2 separate regions of the Homo sapiens genome follow, and region 1 is linked to region 2. A link is a loop called in an ENCODE intact Hi-C map of the cell type or tissue named here. Cell type or tissue: natural killer cell. All regions are shown on one strand. Each heading gives the region's core, and the rest is flanking DNA. Links, peaks and the distances in the headings are about the cores only. Region 1 overlaps BTD (biotinidase). Region 2 overlaps ANKRD28 (ankyrin repeat domain 28).

Evidence for each region. Hi-C counts contacts between places; a loop is a spot of excess contacts. Peaks named below come from ENCODE experiments on the same cell type or tissue, not always from the same donor. Only the 100,000 strongest peaks of a DNase experiment are listed, where the experiment ranks them.
Region 1: it touches region 2 in a loop (8-fold over the local background); 4 of 110 quality-filtered maps call a loop at or near these places.

The regions. Positions count from the first base shown.
Region 1 is chr3:15,645,589-15,650,903 of GRCh38, forward strand. BTD (biotinidase) reads left to right here. Exons shown (of 4, transcript NM_001370658.1): 4 at 1-5,315. Among named protein-coding and RNA genes, the nearest start is that of BTD, 47 kb to the left of the region's middle. RefSeq lists an enhancer at 1,094-1,627 and a silencer at 2,054-2,348. In natural killer cell, for the core only: no CTCF peak of the experiment used is centred there; a DNase peak (open chromatin) is centred at 2,213; H3K27ac peaks cover 549 bases.
Region 2 is chr3:15,728,957-15,734,337 of GRCh38, forward strand. The region is part of intron 6 of ANKRD28 (ankyrin repeat domain 28); the gene reads right to left. Among named protein-coding and RNA genes, the nearest start is that of MIR3134, 34 kb to the left of the region's middle. In natural killer cell, for the core only: no CTCF peak of the experiment used is centred there; no DNase peak of the experiment used is centred there; H3K27ac peaks cover 1,199 bases.

The sequences.
Region 1 (5,315 bases), core at 1-5,000, 84 kb before region 2:
AGGAGCCCACTTCTGTGGCACCAGATTCCACCCTGGGAACTGTGGAAAAAGTAGGAGAGGCAGATTCCCTCAGTGTCTTCCTCTTAAACCTCAATCATCGAGACATTAGGGGGTATTTTCTGTTCACATTTATCTTTTTCAAGCCACATCTTCCTCTAACAAATCTCTCAGTATGCGATTGGTCTCAAGCTAAAACAAAAATAAATGTCAGTTTATATTTTACACATCCACAAAGCAGTGGCTTGGGGTTTTTTTTTTTTTTTTTATCTTGTTGATCAAGTGACACCCAGGACATGTAAATATTTCATAAGCCTTAAACATTTCCTGAGGTAAGAAACAAGCTCTCAAAGCAAAAGCTCAATTAGAAATGGCCCTTGTGGGGAACCTTCCCATTCTGGTCGACCAGAACTCTAGCCAGATGAAATGGCAATGCTAGCGCCACCAGCAACGTCAGAAACGTAGACCTTAAAGCGGCTTTTAAAAATAGAAAAGAAGCGTTCCTCACATCTGCCAGTAATGGAATTTTCTGTCAGTAAATGGAATGTGTAGGCAGGACCTGGAATAACTGGAGAGAGTGCAACGCTTCGGGGTGAAGGGCGGGTGGGGACTGGAAATGTTGAGACGGGGGCAGCCATGGGAAGGTATGAGTAATAGAATTCTTTCTGTACGACACAGCTCATCCAGGGATTCCAGGGACCTTAATAAATCACGGTAGCTTTGGGCAAGAGTTGGGCACGTTGCCCGACTGTGCAGGATGGATTGATGCTGGTATAATTTGATCTGGAGCCCTATAGAGGATCTCGTTGCTTTGCAGCGATGCCTGGCACCCCATAGAGATAAGTTGCAGGGACTGCCGTGAAGGGCATGAAGGGTGGCCCACTTTAGTCATGCATTTATTCAATCACCCAACAGGCACAGAGCAGGAGCTTCCCATGTTAGGAATTCCAGATGCAAAATTATCAGACTCAATATGGTGAAGACATTTTTAGGCCACTGATTTCTGTGTAATTTGTGTCCAATATTTCAAAGCCATTTAAAAAAGGATTTTGACTGCATGCCTAGTAGCTGTTTCAGATCATTTTTTAAGTACAGAATGGATAATTAGTCTTCAGTGATTTGCCTCTTAAATGTGGCCATTTAGTTTGAACTCCTTTTTAGTTATTTTAAACAGTATATGCTTAAACATCACACGATTTTATAAAGCAAGAAAAATGAAATGATCTCCCTATTCCCCCACGGTGTAGGCCTCCAGATCCTTTTCTGGCTTTTAGGCAGGACAATTAACAATGTGGATTCTGCAGTCAGACTGATGGGGTTTCCATGCATGGCCTCACCATTAACTCCTCACTGGGGAGACCTTGGGCCTCGGTTTTTTATTCATAGAATGCATGTTGAATAAACCATGTGGGAAAAAGCAGAGCCAGCACCAGCCCCTGCTGACTCACTGATCCCTCGGAAAGGTCTGGGATGAGTCAAGTCTTCAGGGAATAAGCAGCAAGGACTTGGAATTCCTGAGCAAGCCTTGGGTTCCCCACGCCCTAGGAAGTCCCTCTGGAAGGGGAGCAGGACCTCTCCCACCAGATGACGGAGTTCGCTTTCTCGCCCAGCGCAGCTCCCACCAGGCGTGAGCTGGCAGTCCAGAAGCGGCCCCAGATGTGGCTACCCACCGCCCAGTCTGCTTCCCTGCCTCAAACCCCAGGGAGACAGAAATTACCTAAAAATGCATATCATTGCCTTATGCCAAGATGATTCAAATAAGCCTGAGAAAGAGAGGCCAGCGCTAAATACAGACTTGGCAGAACTACTTCACCCAGTAAACATCTAATCAGCACCTGCAGGATCCTCATTCTGCCCTTCTGGGCAGAGCACCACGAACTTTCCCTGAGTTATTTTCTACCAACAATTTAGAATGAATTGCTCGTGAAGTAGAAATGAGGGGAAAAGCAACTAATGGTGGTAGAACAAAGTAATTTTTACAATTAAAAGAAGTAGCTGCCAGATGACAGAACAAAGTAGAGGACGGGAAAATAAATCATTTTCAGGGAAAAAATATATCTATGACTAATGGTTGTGATTATGTTTTTGTCGATTGTGATCCTGAAACTCAGGAAGCAAATGGCAATCTTGACCACAACATGGAGACAGGAAATCAAATGCATTTTTGGCTAAACCAGACTTGGGGGAAGTGGCTTGGTTTGCGTGGTTTCTCATGTAGGTGCAGCTGTGCTTTTCTGTGGTTTTTCTCACACGGGAAGTGAGAGGCACAGTGAGCTGTATTCACACTGGATTTAAAAGCCCTGTTCTTAGAGAGGAAAAAACCAGGCCTCCTCACAGACTGCCAAGTCCCAGAGCCCACCATGTCTGCTCTCAAGACACAGGCCTGTCCAGAGCCCCTGCTGAGGGAAACCCACCCAGGCCACTTTTCCCCACAGGTGGCCCTGCTTGGTACCTGTGCCCCCACCCCCCAGCCATGGTATATTGAACCAGGAGGAGGCACCCAGCCCAAGGCCAGCCAATCAGAGCACTGGCTAGTAGCCCAGGAGGTGTCCCTGCACAGAAGATCTCCTCAGAGAGGACCGATGGTGAGTCGGCCGCTCTTGATTCTCAATGAAACTCAGAACCGCTCAAGTGAAATGACCACTCAAAGAACAATTTCTCAACAAAGTGGATTTATATAGGACAAAATAGGCATAAAAGTATGAAATGTTTTGTGCACAAAGGCCTAGATTTGAGACAAGAGCTGATGTGGCCTGAAGATCTGTGAGTGGGACTGCTTGGGAGGCCATGTTCCTTCTCAGGCCAGAGAAAGGTCCTGGTCTCCTGGCTTCAGTCTTTCATTCCCTAACCTCCCTTTGAATGTTAGTTACCTATTCCCACATAACAAAGTGCCCCAAAACTTAATGGCATAAAACAAGCATGGACATTGTTAGTTCACCCAGTTCTGTGGGGCAGGAAAGCGGGTCTCTCATGAGGCTACAGTCAAGATGTCAGCCGAGGTGACAGTGAAGATATCAACCAAGGCTGCAGCCGGTTGAAGGCCTCACTGGATTTGGAGAATATTATTGATTAAATTGCGTCTTCCCCAAAAAAGATACGTTGTAGTCCTAACCCCCAATAGCTCAGAATGTGGCCTTATTTGGAAATAGGGTCTTTGCAGATGCAATGAAGATATAAGTTAAAATGAGATCACACTAGAGTAACTGGGCCCTTAATCCAATATGACATGTCCTTATCAGAAGAGGAGAAGACACACACACAGGGAGAAGATGACCATGTGACAACAGGGGCAGAGATCACAGGGATGCCTCTACTAGACAAGGCACACCAGAAATTGCTTGCCAACAAACACCAGAAATTAGAAGAGGCAAGAAACAACTCCCCACACACAACCCACCCCTGCAGGTTTCAGAAGAAGCATGGCTCTGCCAACACCTTGATTTTGGATTTCCAGCTTCCACAACTATGAGACAATAAGTTTCTGTTGTTTGAAGCCACCCAGTTCAGGGTACTTTGATATGGCAGACCTAGGAAACAAATACAGAGGATCACTTGCAAAATGGCCCATTCACACAGCTGGCACGTTGGTGCTGGCTGCTAGCAAAAGGTCTCAGCTCCTCACCACTTGGGTCTTTCCATAGGGATAGCTGAGTGTCCTCATGATGTGGCCCCTGGCTTCCCCTGAAGCAAATGATCCAAGAGAGCACAGGTGGAGCCATGATGTCTTTTATTAACTAGTCTCAGAAGTCACACTGCATCATTTGGCACCATCTTATTGAGTTACACAGGTCAGCCCTGCTCCCTATGGAAAGAGACAGAGGGTGTTAGATGCCCAGAGGTGAACCTCATTGGGTACCATCCTGCAGGTGGGCTGCCACTCTGCTCAATCCAAATCACAGCTCTCCCGTTTCTCACCTCCCAACAGTTGCTGTTCCTCAGGCCAAAGTTCACATTCTGCACAGCCTCAGCTCCGCCTGACCTCTGAGCTCACATGATGGCCCTTACTGTGAACCTGGGTTTCTGGTCCAGCCATAGCTACTTCTTTAAGCTCCTCCAGTGTGCTGAGCACAGTCTGGCCCCTGTACTGTTGTCTGCTTGAAATGGCGTCTTCTGATGAACACTCATCCATCCTTCAAGGTCTACTCTCTCATCACAGCTTGTGACTCTTCCACTTTTTGAACTGGTGTTTCCCATTCCCAGTTCACAGAGCCCTTTCTCATTGAACTATTTATCTGAGTTCCCTCTGCCGGAACATGAGCCATGCCTAGAGTAGCCACCTAGTAGTGAGTGACAGCTCTGTGCTGGATGCACATAAATGGTCTCCCTTAACTGCCATGAGCCCTAAAGAAGGTTTGCTACAGCTATTTTACAGATGGGGAAAACTGACAGAGAGATATTAATGAATTGCCCACATGCAAATATGTGCTGAGTCTTGGATTTGCATCTTTATCGTGACTCCACGGAGACCCACCCTCTAAGACCAGAGCCAGTGTCCTATTCATCTTTTGTCTCTGCAGCGTTCAGCATGGCACTGTCTTGGCTTACAAAATCTGCTCTATGCTTGCTGACTGCTGAATGAATGAATGAATGAATAGGTAGTCACAAAGAATGTTTAGAATGTTTCTCAGACAGGCTGAGAAAAAACACAACGAAACATTATTTCCGTTTGGAAAGTTTTTTTATTTTTGTGTTCAGTACTGAAGTAAAACAAAAATCTGAATAACAGCTGCACCGTTAAAAATGAAATTACCAATATATGAACTCTAGGCATCATGCATATATAATTTTTTGTAGATAACTTTTCTTCTCATTTTCCTTCTCATTCTCTTCATCTTTTTCTTTTTGTTTGAGCAAAAAAAAAAAAGAATATATTAACTCGTAACTGGGGAGTCTAAGAATAAATTCTCTTCAGCCATTGCTGAATCTAGGGGCTCAAATGGTGTCTCTGGACACAGTATCACACTCTACTCTGCACTCTTCTTTATCATTTTCTCCCACAGACAGACTCTCGTGTAGTTGCAACAATGGCCATGACTTCTAGGCTTCATCTGCCCCTCTCAGCAGCTCTAGAGAAGAAGCTCCTCTTTTTACACAGTCCCTAATTAAAGTCTCAGAGATGAACAACCTGGGCTCTTGCTTAGGGCACGTGCCCATCCTGAATCAATGATCGGCCAGAGAGCTGTGATATTCTTTTGTTTTTTTGAGATGGAGTCTTGCTCTGTCGCCCGGGCAGGAGTGCAATGGCATGATCTCGGCTCACTGCAAGCTCTGCCTCCCGAGTTCAAGCGATTCTCCTGCCTCAGCCTTCCGAGTAGCTG
Region 2 (5,381 bases), core at 215-5,214:
TGGCAAGAGGGCTCTGCTCAGTTACTCAAGGACCCAGGCTCATGTAACTGACATCATCTTGAATGTGGCTGGTCACTGTGCCAGAAAGGGAAACAGACTGCAGAGTTTCCCATCAGTAATTAAATGCTCCAGCCCAGACTGATGTTGCTTTCATCCATTAGCCAAAACTAGTCCTAGGCCCCACTCAACTACATAGAAAGGCCAGGAAGGGGGCCATGTATCTGGAAGGTGAGAGGACCACTATTCTCCTTTCATAACTTGTCACTTTTTGTCAGATTAGATTATACAGTGTTTTCTCCTTCTCCCACAATCCTTCCCACCTCTGTGTCTTTGTTCATGTAACACCTTCTTTATGTGGAACGTTCTGCTTGGATGTCTCCTCCCAATCATTGCTATTATACTAGTCCTTGAAGAAACATGTCAGATCCAACCTTTCCTGACCAACCCAATCAACTCTCTTCCCTAGAAGCCCTATAAGCCTTGTGATGTTTCGTAAACGGAATCATTAATTACTAACTCTTTAATTACTTTTTGTGCATGAATCCCCAAATATATACTTTCAGAAGGCTGTTCTACTTCTTGATATGTTCCACAAGGCCAAGAGCAGCATAGAAAACAAGCATCCAAAATATATTAGTTACATTGAAGAAATTGCTCGTGATGTCATTTTAAAAATCCCTTCATAGATAATGAGTCTATAAAAAGTTAATAAATGAGGCTTTCAAACAGAGGCACCCCTCCCTCAAAAAAATTAAGCCAAGATACTGCAAGACGCATAAAGAACCAGGCAGATTCAGTTGTTTATATATAAATTATCAATTAAAGTAGATATTTACAGCCTCTTTCCCCCCATTTTAATATGAAAAAGAAATATCTACTATTATGTTTCTAGAAAAGAAATAATGCAATGAGGTGTTAAGGTAATTTTTAAAAATCAATTAAAAAATTTTTGAGACGGTTTTGGCTCTGTCACCTTGGCTGGAATGCAGTGGTGCGATCACAGCTCACTGCAGCCTCGACCTCCTGGGCTCAAGTGAGGTGTGTGCCACCACACCCAGCTAATATTAATTTTCTTTTTTTTGTAGAGAGAGGGTCTCACTATGTTGCCCAGGCTGGTCTTCAACTCCTGGGCTCAAGGATCTTCCCACCTCAGCCTCCCAAGTTGTTGGGATTACAGGCATAAGTGACCATGCCCAGCCCATGGTAAAAAATATTTATTCAGTACCTTCTGTGTCAAAGTCATCACAATAAAGTAATTTGAAGCTAAACTTGGCTGAATATTTCTAAAAGTACTGAAAGCAACAGGAAAGATGAATGTGTAAAGGGACCTTGACAAAGGTTGATGGCAGGAGCAAGCACAAGGTGGGAAGAAGAAAATGATCAATTCATTTGGAGATGAGGTGGGGCGCTAGGGAACAATGACAAATAATTCAATAGCATAAGTATAAGAGGTAGGGCCTAAAAGGAAATTAACGGAGCCTCAACCAGGAAATGGAAAGCCAGGGCTAATAAGGAAAACTGGGATAAATAAATTACAAGACTACACATAATCCCCAATGTCTCTTACACTAACATTGATGAATTCTCTGAATATAACCTAGAGGTGACAATGCTTGTACTTTAGGTTTGTCTGTAAGAGAGGTGACCAGTCAATAGCTTCTTACTTTCACATATTTAACTCTTTAATCCTGCATACCTAGAATGGCTGAACAGTTTTAGAAGCTATATGTCGATATTCATCTTATTCTGTGCTTCAGGGAAGGAAGAGACAGAAAAAGGATAATTATAAATCTCTGCCTAGTTATGCTCATAAATTAAATGGGCAGTGCTATATGGTACTATGGTTTAAATGTGTCCTCCGAAGTTCATATGTTGGAAGTGTAATCCCCAAGGCAACAGTGTTAAGAGGTGGGAACTTTAAGAGGTGATTAGGCAATAAGGGCTCTGTCCTCACGAACATATCAATGCTATCTTGGGATCGAGCTCCTTAAAAAAGATGAGTTTGACTCCCCACAATGTGGTGCTTCAAGAGGGCCCTCACTAGATGCTAGTGCCTTGATCCTGGACTTCCCAGCCTACAGAACTGTAAGGAAATAAAATTTCTGTTCTTTATAAATTACCCAGTCTATGACATTTAATTTTAGTAGCACAAAATAGACTAAAACTTGTGGTGAGGTCCAGGAAACACAGAATATCTTTTTCAACCTCAACTGAGATGCCTAAAAAGTGACACTTAGCGGGTGAGAAACAACAGAGCCATTCTGGCCCCCTTGAAATACACACATTCAACTATTCTGGGAGCTCAACTACAGGCAACCTGCAAAATCCCCCTGGCCTTCAGTTGTATGAAAACAGTTGTTTAGTCAAGCTTAATTCTTAGTAGGTAAAAACACTGATGCACTCTGCTTACCATGTAAGCCTCTTAACGTAAGATGTACAGTTTTACATCACATAACCTGGTTGTTCCTGTCTTGAAGAGTAAGCCACACCAGAATATTCAGAAAGACCAAGATGAAAAACTACAGGCTGTGAGAAAGGGACCTTAAGATGCAATACGGAACTTGCTTCTGGCTATTACCTTCAATTAACACAAGAAAATGGCCCAGTACATAACTAGCGGCACATATCTTTGGTGTAAACCACCATACACCAAGCTTTCAGCTTTAAAAATAGGGACATTTGCAGAAGTTCAAGACCAGCCTGGTCAACATGGTGAAACCTCATCTCTACTAAATATACAAAAATTAGCTGGGCGTGGTGGCAGGCGCCTGTAGTCCCAGCTACTCGGGAGGCGGAGGCAGAAGAATCGCTTGAACCTGGGAGGCGGAGGTTGCAGTGAGCCGAGATCACGCCATTGCACTCCAGCCTGGACAACAAGGGTGAAACTGTCTCAAAAAAAAAAAAAAAAAAAAAAAAAAGGGGGGGGGGGTGTGTGGGGAGGGGACATTTGAAAAGGATGTTACATTTTTTTTTTAATCTTCCTTTACACTCACACTGAAGGTCAGAGCTGCAATGCAATATGGATTCTCGGGCTTCTGCCCAGTGCATGGCTACATGGTCTCTACAGTTTCCTAGTCATGCAAGTGTGATGGGAGAAAGGCTGTACTTTAGCTGCACTCAGTTCTCAGTGCCACTCCCGGAGAGAGCAGGACCCTGTTTAGGGTGATGACCCCATAGTGGGTAGAAACTCTGAAGTACAGAGGGACTCTGGATGTTGCCCGCTTAGAAAGGAAAGAGTTTGCCCCAATGGAGGTCAAAAGCATCACTCCACAGTCTGAAAGGGGAGGGGGAGAATGCACAGTCTTCTATCACCCAGGGAATTAAATTAAATTCACTGCAGAACACAGTTGGGATGTGTTCACTGAAAGCAGAGGCATACATACACAGGGTGGCAGAACCGCTGCTGGCCAAGGTGAAGGGGCCAGAGCTGTATGTGGAGAGGTGGAAGATGCTTCATGAGCTAAATCCCAATCCCAGGGGAGCTGGTAAGACCATGGTCAACTCAGTGTTCATGACAGACACACTTAACCTTATCTGCTATTTGGTGAGAGCAGGACACGCAAAAGTGTGTTGTGAGGTATGGGGGAGAACATATGGTATTGGTCCCTGCAGTCGCGGCAGTCAACAGATCCTTCAGCAAAGGGACATCAACTACTATTACCTCATACTATGCCACAGTTAACAACCCTAGATCAAGTTTGGCATATACTTCATTCTGAAACAAATGTTTCCTCTCATGCCTTTGACAGAAGAGAGGCATTGGATTCTCGATGAAGCCAGGAAAATTCTGTTGAAAACGTCTGGAGGCACGTTTTTTCCCATTTGAGGGGAAGAAAGTTTATTTTTACAAACAAGCCCAAATCCTTGTAACAGATATGTGGAAAGTATTAGAAGAAAAAGGAGATGGCTGCTTTAAGACATCTCCAGACCAGGCATAGTGGCTCACACCTGTAATCCCAGCACTTTGGGAGGCAGAGGCAGACCGATCACCTGAAGTCAGGAGTTTGAGACCAGCCTGGACAACATGGTGAAACCGTGTCTCTACTAAAAATACAAAAAAGTTAGCCAGGTGTGGTGGCGGGTGCCTGTAATCCCAGCTACTCAGGAGGCTGAGGCATGAGAATCGCTTGAACCTGGGAGGTGGACTTGAGTGAGCTGAGATCGTGCCGCTGCACTCCAGCCTGGGTGACAGAGCAAGACTCTGTCTCAAACAAAAACAAAAACAAAAACACATCTCCAGTATTACATGTTTGCTAACTACAGATTACTTCAGGTTCTTGCTCACCATGGACCTCTGAAATACTCTTACGAACTACTGAAGAACCTTTTCGAAGGAGAAATACTGTCATATGGGGATAAGCAAGAGTGGGAAAATCAGCATGCTCACTTTGGTTGTGGTGAGCTGATCTGGGATTGCCTTCTGAGGCTTATTGAAAAGGGAACGAAAAATGACATATTACCGTCTATTCCCAACTTCATCATTTATCTGCTTAATTCTAACTATGTTTTTCTTTTCTGTGGACATACTGTTAGAAATATTGAAGGCACTTTAATATTTTCTTCAAATATCATTTCTTAAAATTAATCATGCTTTATGTGACTATTCTTCGGTGATAATATTTCATCTATTCAATTGATATCATTTCTCAAAATGTAGTAATTTTCTGATACAAAGGAGAGAGATAAGGTAAGGTCTCTGATGCATGAATGCTGTTGCTTTTGTAAAAAATCACTGTTGACACCTTATTTTAAATGTTTTATTGGTAATGAGAGTGGGTTTTGTACATCACAATCTTCAATTTAGTATACCTATGTAGAATTTTTTTTTCAGAGTAACTATACTGGAATTGAATAAAGATTTTCAAAACTTTTCTTAAAAAAGAAAAAGGATTCTACTGCTTTTGGTTGTTTTCATTATAGGCATAGGATTTCCCTGGGCCTTGTGGGTATCTATAACTGGTTTGAAATATACAGACATGTTATGTATAGACTTATTTATCTAGAAAGAGTGTATTATAACTGGTTTGTATCTATTTTACATATTATACAGTTGACCCTGGAATAACAAAAGTTTGAACTGTGTGGGTCCACTTATATATGGATTTTTTTCTACCACATGTGGTTCAAAAATATAGTATTCAGGGGATGTGAAACGCTCATACACGGAGAGCCAACTTTTTGTACATAGGGGTTCCCCATGGCTGACTATGGGACTTCCATATGCAAGGATTTGGGTATAAGCAGGTGGTCCTGGAACCAATCCTCCACATATATGAGGGATGGACTATATAGTTCTTGAGTTAATATTCCTCCATTGAATCTTCTGTTAATCTTTTATTTTTAAATGAGAGTCAAGAAAAGACAAAACCAAGAACAGAAAG